Linked DNA regions of Homo sapiens: region 2 is linked to region 1. A link is a loop called in an ENCODE intact Hi-C map of the cell type or tissue named here. Cell type or tissue: PC-9. All regions are shown on one strand. Each heading gives the region's core, and the rest is flanking DNA. Links, peaks and the distances in the headings are about the cores only. Region 1 has its middle 180 kb from the start of MCHR2. Region 2 has its middle 96 kb from the start of SIM1-AS1.

Region 1 (5,393 bases), core at 228-5,227:
TTATACATAGGATAAAGTAGAGTGTCAGAAAGCTAAATATTCCCACCAGGTAAATAATACATGTGAAGTTGGATAATGCAAACAAATTCTAAATATGCATAAAACATAACCAACTAAATACATATTTACTTAAGAGGCCCTGTAGAAATTTATACTAGATAATTCACTAATATTCATGTAATATTAGTATGGAACCTATTAAAGGGCATTTGGTCACACATACCAAACATGCAAAGACTATGAATGACTATTATATATGAGCTAATGTTAGTTTTTCACAATGGAATGTGAGAGCCCAAGATAGATAATTAGACATTATAGCAGGAGGAGGTGACTGGAGCATTGTCTTACCAAATAACTGATATTTATGTCAACATGATAAAGTTATGAGCACATTTGTGCTCACAGCCAAATAATTAGAATTTCAATCAATGTAGCAATCTTGGAGCTACCGATTAAAAAATTATTTGGGAGTAAGGCCGAAAGAACTATAATATGCACATAATGATACCTTCATTAAAGGAAACTTGCTTTCTTTCTTTCAAACACTGCATATGTAATTAAATTTAAAATTCATTGACTCATTCATTTAGTCATTCATTGAACGACAGTGAGCAAAATGATAGAAACCTCTGAACTTATAAGGAAAACAGTAAGACATATAATATGTACTGAACGTCAGGTAGAGAAAAATAAGGGAGGAGGAAAAGTGAAAAGCAGATAGTTTACAATTAAAATAGGGCATCAAGAGGGTTGACATTCAGTAGACAAAGAAGGACTAAGCCATGCAGACTTCTGGGGGAACAGTGCTCTGGGGACAGCGAATTCAAAGGCTTTCAGTGGGAAGAGGCCTGACATGCTTCAGGAAAGGCACACTGGCCACTGGTGCTGTGGGAGAATTGAGGAGACCCAGAGGTCCGAGGGGCAAAGGGAGGCCATGTGGTGTAGTGACTGGCGGACCACTTTAAAGACTTTAGCTTTCACCATGAAATGCGGGAGCACGTTATCGTCATGAAAAGTAGCAGATGAGAAGCAAGTCAGCTGGAGGGAAGGATTGCTGTGAGAGCTGCAGAACATGGCTGGTTACTCTGTTTTTCTTCTATTGGAAAGCTTGAGCAGAATTATTCTTATTGATCCCAAGCCCATTTTCATGTAAGTGAGTGAAAAAAGGAAAGCAGGGTCCAGTCGAGAGGCTTGAGTTCTGTTCCCAGCCAGGATGCTGATACGCGTCTCCTCCTTCCCTGCAGGCCCAGCATCCTCTGGCTCCTCCTTTATCTTTAGACAGCAGAATGGTAGGTGTGGGTGGACTTAATCTCCTTCCTCTTGTGGCTTTTTGGTATTTATTTTTTCAATTAATTAATTTTTAAGTTGACAAATAAAAATTGCATATATTTATCAGGCACAACATATTGTTTTGAAATATGTACACATTGTGGAATGGCTAAATCAAGCCAATTACCATATGTATGACCTCACATAATTATTTTTTGTGGTGAAAACAGTTAAAAAATCTCCTTTCTTACCATTTTTTGATATACCAAGGTAACGAATGCTGCTTATGCATCTTTAAATTTACATAGCACTACAATGCATTAATACCCAGTGAACTGCAAAAAATATATATATATATATATATATATATATATATATATATATATACACACACACACACTTACAGTGGTATTATTAGTCACCAAAATGGAGAGGGGAAACTACAATTGTGGGAATGTGCAAGTGTTCTAATTAAGGCAATATTAACCCAGATAAGCACTTAATACCTGTCCTCTCAAATTCTCAAATGCCTTACAGCTCTGGAATGCCCATTGTGAAACAAAACAGTGCACAGTATTTCCTAAATTCTCACACACACTTCATTTTCTGACTTGGCTGGGAAACGAGAAAATCTGGCCATGGGCAATGTGCCCTCCTTCCCTTGTCTGACCCAAACATAAAGCAGTTACATCTACTGGCAGGCTAGCTGTGGCCTTTGCCCTTTCCTCTAAAGTGCCCAGTTGAGGATTGACTTCAACAAGATCCAGTGCTGACAGCAACCCTGTACTATGTATTTCCCCAGTAATATAGATGCCTTCTTGAAAGGTCAGTCCCCCTACAATAGGGATTCCTGCAGCTGGAGCCAGTGTACAGTCAAATACATCAATATCAAAACTCAGATGGACAGACCTTTGTCTTTTGCCAATCAGCAGATCAAATTTCTGTTGCATGACCTCCTGGGTGCCAAATGGATTGATGTCTCTCACGGAAAAATACTAGATATCATTGTTCTTTTAAAAAAATGTTCCAGAGGGTCCATGTCTCCTAGATCAGAATACGCTATACTTGGGGAGGAGATACAAGGTTTGTCCAGGGAAATCCTGGAAGTTCTGGTACCTTTCCCTGTAGTTCTGTGAGGAGAAATGAAACTGATAGTCCATGGAGATTTCCTGATGAAGTGGTAAGGGGTGTACTGATGTCTTCTGGGCATCAACCCAAGTGACACAAAGGTCTGGGCAGTTCCAGGCATGACCACTAATGGTACTAATTGCCAGGCTGGGGTCTCCTCTCACCGTGACGCAGCTGTAGCCAGACAACACTGCTCTGCTAACCAACTCAGCCAGTTGCTGGTTGGCTGGGCCACTGAGCACAGATTCACTGTAGGGTTGTTGAAGAGCTCATCTGTGGGGACTGGAGTAAAACTAAACTTTTCAAAGTCTTTCAGGCAGCAGCCCAAATTGGAGACCCTTTTCATCAATCCAATTTTTCTTCTGGCAGCTGGACCATGTTCCACTCCTTTTCTTTTCTGTCCCTACAAGAACGGGGCTCCTATCACAACCAGACTTCTTCAGGATAGAATGCACTTGCGTCTGGAGGAGACAAGTTCCTTAGGGACTTGACTGGCAGTGTGGGGAATCACTGGGATAGAGGCAGAGCTCAGTGCAGCTGGAAGCTTCCAGTCTCAGCAATTTTCAAGAATACAATATATTGTTATTAACTATAGTGGCCATAATTTTTAAATTCTGACTTCCCACACACAAACACTAACAGACAGCAGGCAAATATACCAGGCAAGTCAAATTTCTCAACCCAGACACATTTAGCAGATTTTATTTTAATGAAACAGAATTTTTAAAGAGATTTTATACTTCATTAAAGTTGATTTACTATGCACTTTCGCTCCCTCTGCTGGTTGTGAAGACTGTGGAAAACCACAATACATTGCCCTGCCAGTAGACTTAGAGAGCAACCTGACATCGTGTAGCCTTGAATGGTTAATCTAGAGAAGGAATGAAGTCAAGCAAGCTGTACCACTGACACAGGGACATCTCACTCTCTGCCCTGGCCATGATGGAGCTGTGAGGGATCATGCACTGCAGCCCCTATTGTGCAGATGAGGAGGGTGAATTCCAGAGATTCGAGGCCTTCCTCAGCTCCAGATCCATGTGTAATTTAGGGCCCAGGGCCAGGACTCTTGTGTGTAACTTGGAGACATGTTCCTAGTGCTTGTAAACTTCACGGACAGAACTTCATGGATAAGTGAGATTGAGCTGTTACTGAAGAGTTAATGTAGCTTTAGATGCAGCACCCCTTTCTTGTGAGCTGATTGCAAGTGTCAGGTATCAACTGGTGGGAGGCGCTTATCTCAAATCCTTAACAGACAGAAAACGTTCATTTCTTCATGTGATAGAACAACAGTAAAATTCCAGCTTAAAGTTGTTACAGCTTACTTTCTGACCTCATTAAATGACTACTCTGCTTGGATTTTTAAAATGTGGTTTCATAAATTAAACACTGAGTCTTAAAACCTTCCTTGAGTTTTAATGCCTTTCCTTTGTGAAACCATGAGGGAATCCACCACCAACAAAGCATTTTTTCCCATGTTCCTGTGCGTGCCTGGTGTCACCTGGGGTCTATGCCAAGTCAAACAAAAGAAGTTTGGAAATAGTTTGTGAAGAAATTAACTTGTATACTTAAGTATATTTAAGTAGGTCAAACATCTCCTTCTCCCCCACATTCCATGACTAATGTCCCAAATAAAAGTATATTCATTTTACATGCACCACATTTCCCAGAAAAAAGCAGCAAATGCAAGACATTTATCTGTCAGGGTGAATGCACAAGGTTCTGCTCATTTTTGCAGGAGGCAGGGAGCTGGAGGAGCTGCTGTCACCATCCTCTGACTCTCAGATGACATAGGAGTTGTTTGGTGCAGATGTTAGAGGAGAACAAAATGCCTGGACCTTGTCTCTTGAGAATGCCGTGGCTATAGGACTGAAGAAGTTGGACTTGTAGTTTGGCCTTCCTCTTTGTATGACAGTTATTTATGCACTATTCTTTTTGCCTTTTTTGATTATAAGTTCATTAAAGGCTGATACAATGTCTTATTGCTTATAGCATCTAGCATGTACTAGTTGCTAAAAAGAGGTTTGTTAAATAAAGATTTATATGCTAGCTTCTGAATAAATGTTTGTTAAGTGAAAAACTTTTAAAAGGTAATTCATTTGTGACTTTTTCAAAGCATTTCCAAACTACTGCCTGGACACCATTCTCACTTAATGTGATGAATTAGAAAAGCATCCAAATTGTTTATCCCTTTAACAATATTTTTTATCAGTGAGTTGCAAAACTGTTTCTTAAAACGTATTTCTAGGTAAGTAATTTCTGAAAGGCTCCAACCATTAAGATTTAGTATGAGGGAGGAGGGATAGCATTAGGAGATATATCTAATGCTAAATGACGAGTTAATGGGTAGAGCACACCAACATGGCACATGTATAACTATGTAACAAACCTGCACATTGTGCACATGTACCCTAAAATTTAAAGTATAATTAAAAAAAAAGATTTAGTGTGTGATCATTATTAGTATAAATTTTTGAAAAGAAAAATCGATTTGCTACACATTTAACACTAAAGAACTAATATACACAATGTGTGGAGAGCTGTATGAAATTTTGAAGCAAATGTTAGATCTAATTCCTCTTAAAAGAAAGAATCATGTTTAATTGATAGAATACAGCACTTTCATGGTTCTCTAGCAAGTCAAAGGGCTTGTCCATTTTCTTGACATTGTATTTACTTAAATGAGTTTATCTAAAGGGAGAAAGCAAGGTTACAGGCAGCTTAGAACAATGTAGTAATTGTCACTAATTAAGTGCCCTCAGCTGTGTCTATACTGGGCCACTGTTTACTTGCTTTGTACATACTCAGCTGCAGGTAGCCACACTAAAAATTCCTCCACTTGTTATCACCCCTTGCTGTTTTAATTTTTATGTGGTGAAATATTGACAAACATGTCATGCTTGACTCTCACACTTTTTCTATGAATGGGTAAATTAAGGATACAACTATTATCTCTTATTCTGAATTTTCTATCTAGAAGGTAGTGCAGGGTAGAT
Region 2 (5,393 bases), core at 224-5,223, 120 kb before region 1:
AATTCTCCAAGTTATTCTAGTGAATCATGAAATCTGAGAAGAGGGTTGAGGGAATGCTCAAATTGGTAGTTGGCTTGGTAGAAGTATGAGTACCTGGGACACCATTTGCAGTTTAAGTGTCTGAAGTGAACGAGCCTTAACCTGTGGGATCTGTGCTAACTTTAGCTAATTAATGTCAGGATTAAACTGAATGGTTGGACAACCAGTTGGTTTCTGAGAATTGGTTGTTAGTGTAGAAAAACCACATTTGTGTTAAAAAAAAATCCTGCATGGCATGCTTCTTCTGTTTTTTCGGTGTTGCTATGTGTCCTTTCATTCATTCAATAGGACATTCAGTCATATTCCACTTTTATGCCTTTTATATTTGCTATTATTTACATGGATTTGGTGTAGGCAGAGAAGATAATAGCATGTGCTCTGAACATCCTTAAATCCAAAATTGATTTTTACTCAGTATACTTTGGTATAATTTGATATCTTCTTAATGAAATATATTTGTAAGTTACTTGTATAAATCAATGATTGAAACAAGTAATTACTTGTATAAGGAAAATGATACCAAATTTTTGTCACCTTAGTCTTATGCTAAGTACCATCATTCTGCTTTAGCTGAAATTCTCATTATGAATTACATTTTGGCTCATTTTCTAGTGTTAAGTAAAGATAAATTAATGGCAAATATGATTTTTTAACTTTATTTTTTTGCCAGGTAAAACAATAGCAAAGTAACATTTTAGCACTCTTCAAAAGTAGTTGGTGTCACAGATACTTGGAAAAGAACCTAAAGACTACCTAGAAAGTTCTCATACAAGGGGTTTGAACAGTGATGAACTGTATCTAGATAAATCCTTATTTTCTTTAGTCATTGGGAAAATATACCAATATAATCTATTTCTTGGAGAAGCCAAGAGTCCAAAGATTGGGTGTATTGTTATCTATGAGATATATTGTTGCAGGTTAGTGCTAACACCCTAACCGATATGGCCTAATGTGGAAAGGAAAGTGAAAACATTGTAGAAGAGAAATAAGTACAGCCTAAGGCTCTGTGAGAGGCACACTCTCCCTATCAGCACACCAGCTTCCAGCCTCATTCATTTCTGTCTTATATATTACAGATGTTCAAAAACATATGTACATACAAAATACATACAGGAAATTTGCCAGAATATGCACACGTAAGATTCAAGACTGGGTTTTAATCTGAAATACTGCATTTTTAAAATCTGGAATTCTGGAAATACTGTGTGTGTGTATGTGTTTCTTACATGAAAGAAATTTCCAAGGGATTATGAACACACACACACACACGCACACACAATTTCTGTACTTGTGAGAAAGTCATATGAGTGTATAATGCTTATTTAAAGGCAACAAAATTCATTTTGAATTCATATTTTTAATCTCAATTCTTAAAATTAAGCATATTTTAAATACTTTGAAACAAATTTCTCCCTGCATTTAAGGTAATTATTTTTGACTATATGCATGTAGGTGGCCAAAAATTGCCTGCTTTTTTTTTTTTTGGAGATGGAGTTTCACTGTTGTTGCCCAGGCTGGAGTGCAATGGTACGATCGCCGCTCACCACCTCTGCCTCCTGGGTTCAAGCAATTCTCCTGCCTTAGCCTCCTGAGTACCTGGGATTACAGGCATGCACCACCACACTTGGCTAATTTTGTATTTTTAGTAGAGACAGGGTTTCTCCATGTTGGTCAGTCTGGTCCCAAGCTCCCAACCTCAGGTGATCCGCCAGCCTCGGCCTCCCAAAGTACTGGGATTACAGGCCTGAGCCACCAATCCCGGCCCCGTTTTTGTTTTTTGTTTGTTTTTGTTTTTGTTTGTTTGTTTGTTTTGAGACAGAGTCTAGCTCTGTTGCCCAGGCTGGAGCGCAGTGATGCAATCTTGGATCTTGGCTCACTGCAACTTCTGCCTGTCAGGTTCAAGCGATTCTCCTGCCTCAGTCTCCCAGGTTGCTGGGATTACAGGTGCACGCCACCACACCCAGCTAATTTTTGTATTTTTAGTAGAGACGGTGTTTCACTGTGTTGGCCAAGCTGGTTTCGAACTCTTGACCTCGTGATCCGCCCGCCTTGGCCTCCCAAAGTGCTGGGATTACAAGCGTGAGCCACCATGCCCGGTCCCTTTTTTTTGTTTTTTATAGACTTTAATACAATGCATTAAGTTTGCCAGACATTCCATTCCTCCTAATTGTGAAGCTTCTTGATGAAGAGGGAGTGTTGGGGCATGGGGTATTCTTTGAAATTTTTTAATAAGTATTGACAAATTATTTCAAATATAATCTTACGGAGCAGTGTTTCATCTATAGATATAAAAATAGATCTATTTGGCTTGCTATTGTCATGTTAATATTTCCTTATATTTTATTTCAACTGCTAAAACAATATGACTAATCAAATAATATTCTATCTTAACTTAGACATTGAGCACTGGGCTCAGGCTATGCCTATAAATCACACACACAATTGACCTTTTAGAGATCAGGTCCTATTGATGTGAGATATCTTATGAATAATATTTTATATTAATAAAATAGTTAACTAGAAACTGACATCAGCTTTATACATCAACATAAGCAAAATAACAAATATGTTTGAAATCTACATATTTTGTAACTTTTAATTAGTGTTCCAAATCCTTAAGCCTTGCAGAAAACATTCATCTCTGATAAGAGTATTTCCCACCAAGTTAATTTATCCAAATTAAGGTAATCTCTTTTCCTATTTTCTTTTACTTGACCAGTTTGGTATTTACAGATTTCTAGGGTATTAACCTCTCAAGTTTCCATGTAGAGAATGTACTTCCTTTCTGCTGAAACAATGGACCTCATGACTCAGTGTTTGCTTTGATCCTGAGTTTGATTTTATCTAGATCTTGCCGCTAGTATTGTTTTGATTAATGATGTGACAGTGCAGAGATTCATTCTCACCATTATTCCTGTTTACTTTCCTCATGTTAAAGTATCTGAGTATAGAAAATCTGTAGAGAAAGAAATTGCGAAAATTAAGAATTTTAGTAAGAGCTCTAGAGCTGTATATCCAGCTTCCTACTCAACACCACCTGGATGTCTAATAGGCTCCATAGACTTCACATGTCCAAAGAGATCTTCTGATTCTCCAGCCCCACAACACTACATGCAACTGAAACCAATAACAGAAAACCTCCACATCCCCTGTGTTTCTTCAGCTCAGTACATGGCATCATCGGCCACCTACTCCTCAATCTCAAATTTCATTAAACAACTCTGATTCTTCTCTCTCTCTTATTTGTAACATGCAGCCCATTAGTAAATTAACTGACTCTTTGCCAAAGCACATTATTCTGACAGCCATTACACCAGTCTGAGTCACTATCACCTCCAGCTTGGATTATTACAATAGCCTACTAGCAGTCTCCTTACAGTGTTTCATAATCTAGCTCTTGCCTACCACTCTGACTTTATTTACTATTAATAGATTCTATTTTTTAGAGTAGTTTTAGGCTCACAGCAACATTGAGTGTAAGATACAGAGATTTCCTATATAGCCCCTGCCTCTACACATGCATACCCTTCTCATTATCAACATCCTTCACCAGAATGATGAACCTGCACTAATGCATTATTATCACCCAGAGCCACAGTTTACATTAGGGTTCACTTTTGTGTTGTAAATTCTGTGGGTTTGGACAAATTTATGATAACATGTATCCAATATCGTAGTATCATGCAGAGTAGTTTCACTGCCCTAAAAATCACTCTTTTACATTGTATTATGCCTCTTTTTTCCTCATACCTCAGCCGCACTCACCTTTGGTCTTTTCCTCTAACTTGGTAAACCCCTTCTTGCTTTGAGGACTTTGTACCTGTTTTTTTGGCCTGGAGTGATTGTCATATTGTCACAAAGTCAGATTCTTCCCTCTATTTACATCTCAGCTTAAATTTCATCTCCTCACAGACCATACTGACCACATAATCTAAAACAGTGTTTTCAGTCACTAAATATTCCCTTGCTTTGTTTTTATCTTAATAGAATATGTCTAACACATATTTTCTTGTTTATCACCTATAAGTTAAAAAAAAAAAAGAGGTGCTTTGTTTTGTTTTATACCATATTCCCCAAGTCAGAAGAGGCCCCAAGTCAGAAGAGGTATGTGGTGGGTGTCCAGCGAATGAATTATTAAATAGATAATAATAACATCCTGGAATCTATGGTCCTAGTGTGCTGAAGCTTGTGATTTATACTTCACAATCTATGGAAACCTTCTACCCTCTCTCTCCCCTAGTGACTATTTTGCCTTTTTTCTCTCTCATTTTCCCTTTTCCTTCTTACTGCATCTATACTTCACATTTCTCTTTACACAGCTTCTTCCTCACTCTACTTCACTATCATTCCTACTCTTCTTCTCACTCTTTGCCCCAAACTGGACATAAAATGTGCCTGATAATTCTTTTAAAAATATTTATTTTACTTGTTGAATAAATCTTTCATTTCCTTGTTCTTAATTTAAACAGCACATGAGCTGAATGTTTTATGTTTCTCTAAGAAAAAGCTATATACATTTTTTTTATTACTTCTGTATGTTGGTGATCCTGGAAAGATGGGGAAAATCTTCCCTACTCCTGCTTCTGTTCTGTTTTAAAGGTTCAAAGTCAGTGTGGCGATTCCTCAGGGATCTAGAACTAGAAATACCATTTGACCCAGCCATCCCATTACTGGGTATATACCCAAAGGAGTATAAATCATGCTGTTATAAAGACACATGCACACGTATGTTTATTGCGGCATTATTCACAATAGCAAAGACTTGGAACCAACCCAAATGTCCAACAATGATAGACTGGATTAAGAAAATGTGGCACATATACACCATGGAATACTATGCAGCCATAAAAAATGATCAGTTCATGTCCTTTGTAGGGACATGGATGAAATTGGAAATCATCATTCTCAGTAAACTATCGCAAGAACAAAAAACCAAAACCGCATATTCTCACTCATAGATGGGAATTGAACAATGAGAACACATGGACACAGGAAGGGGAACATCACACTCTGGGGACTGTTGTGGGTTGCAGGGAAGTGGGGAGGGATAGCATTGGGAGATATTCCTAATGCTAGATGACGAGTTAGTGGGTGCAGTGCACCAGCATGGCACATGTATACATATGTAACTAACCTGCACATTGTGCACAAGTACCCTAAAACTTGAAGTATAATAGTAATAAATTAATTAATTAATTAAAAAAAAGGTTCAAAGTCTTTTGAACGGCTGTAAGTCTGGAGTTTTACTGGAAGAGAATCGTTCTCAGGAAGAAGAGGTACTTAATGAACATTGAAAGTAATCTAGAAATCAACTTCCCACTCTCCTCTCCCTTTCTGGGGTCCACTTCCTAGGG

The links. A loop is a pair of places that touch in the nucleus more often than their neighbours do. Peaks named below come from ENCODE experiments on the same cell type or tissue, not always from the same donor. Only the 100,000 strongest peaks of a DNase experiment are listed, where the experiment ranks them.
Region 2: a loop joins it to region 1, with 9 times the contacts of the local background. A loop is called at or near these places in 4 of 110 quality-filtered maps.

The regions. Positions count from the first base shown.
Region 1 is chr6:100,174,655-100,180,047 of GRCh38, reverse strand. It overlaps the pseudogene ARG2P1. Among named protein-coding and RNA genes, the nearest start is that of MCHR2, 180 kb to the right of the region's middle. In PC-9, for the core only: a CTCF peak has its summit at 3,166 (motif pointing left); DNase peaks (open chromatin) are centred at 3,257 and 3,927; H3K4me3 peaks cover 255 bases; H3K27ac peaks cover 1,767 bases.
Region 2 is chr6:100,294,890-100,300,282 of GRCh38, reverse strand. No RefSeq gene overlaps it. Among named protein-coding and RNA genes, the nearest start is that of SIM1-AS1, 96 kb to the left of the region's middle. In PC-9, for the core only: no CTCF peak of the experiment used is centred there; DNase peaks (open chromatin) are centred at 2,862 and 3,332; H3K4me3 peaks cover 1,359 bases; H3K27ac peaks cover 4,553 bases.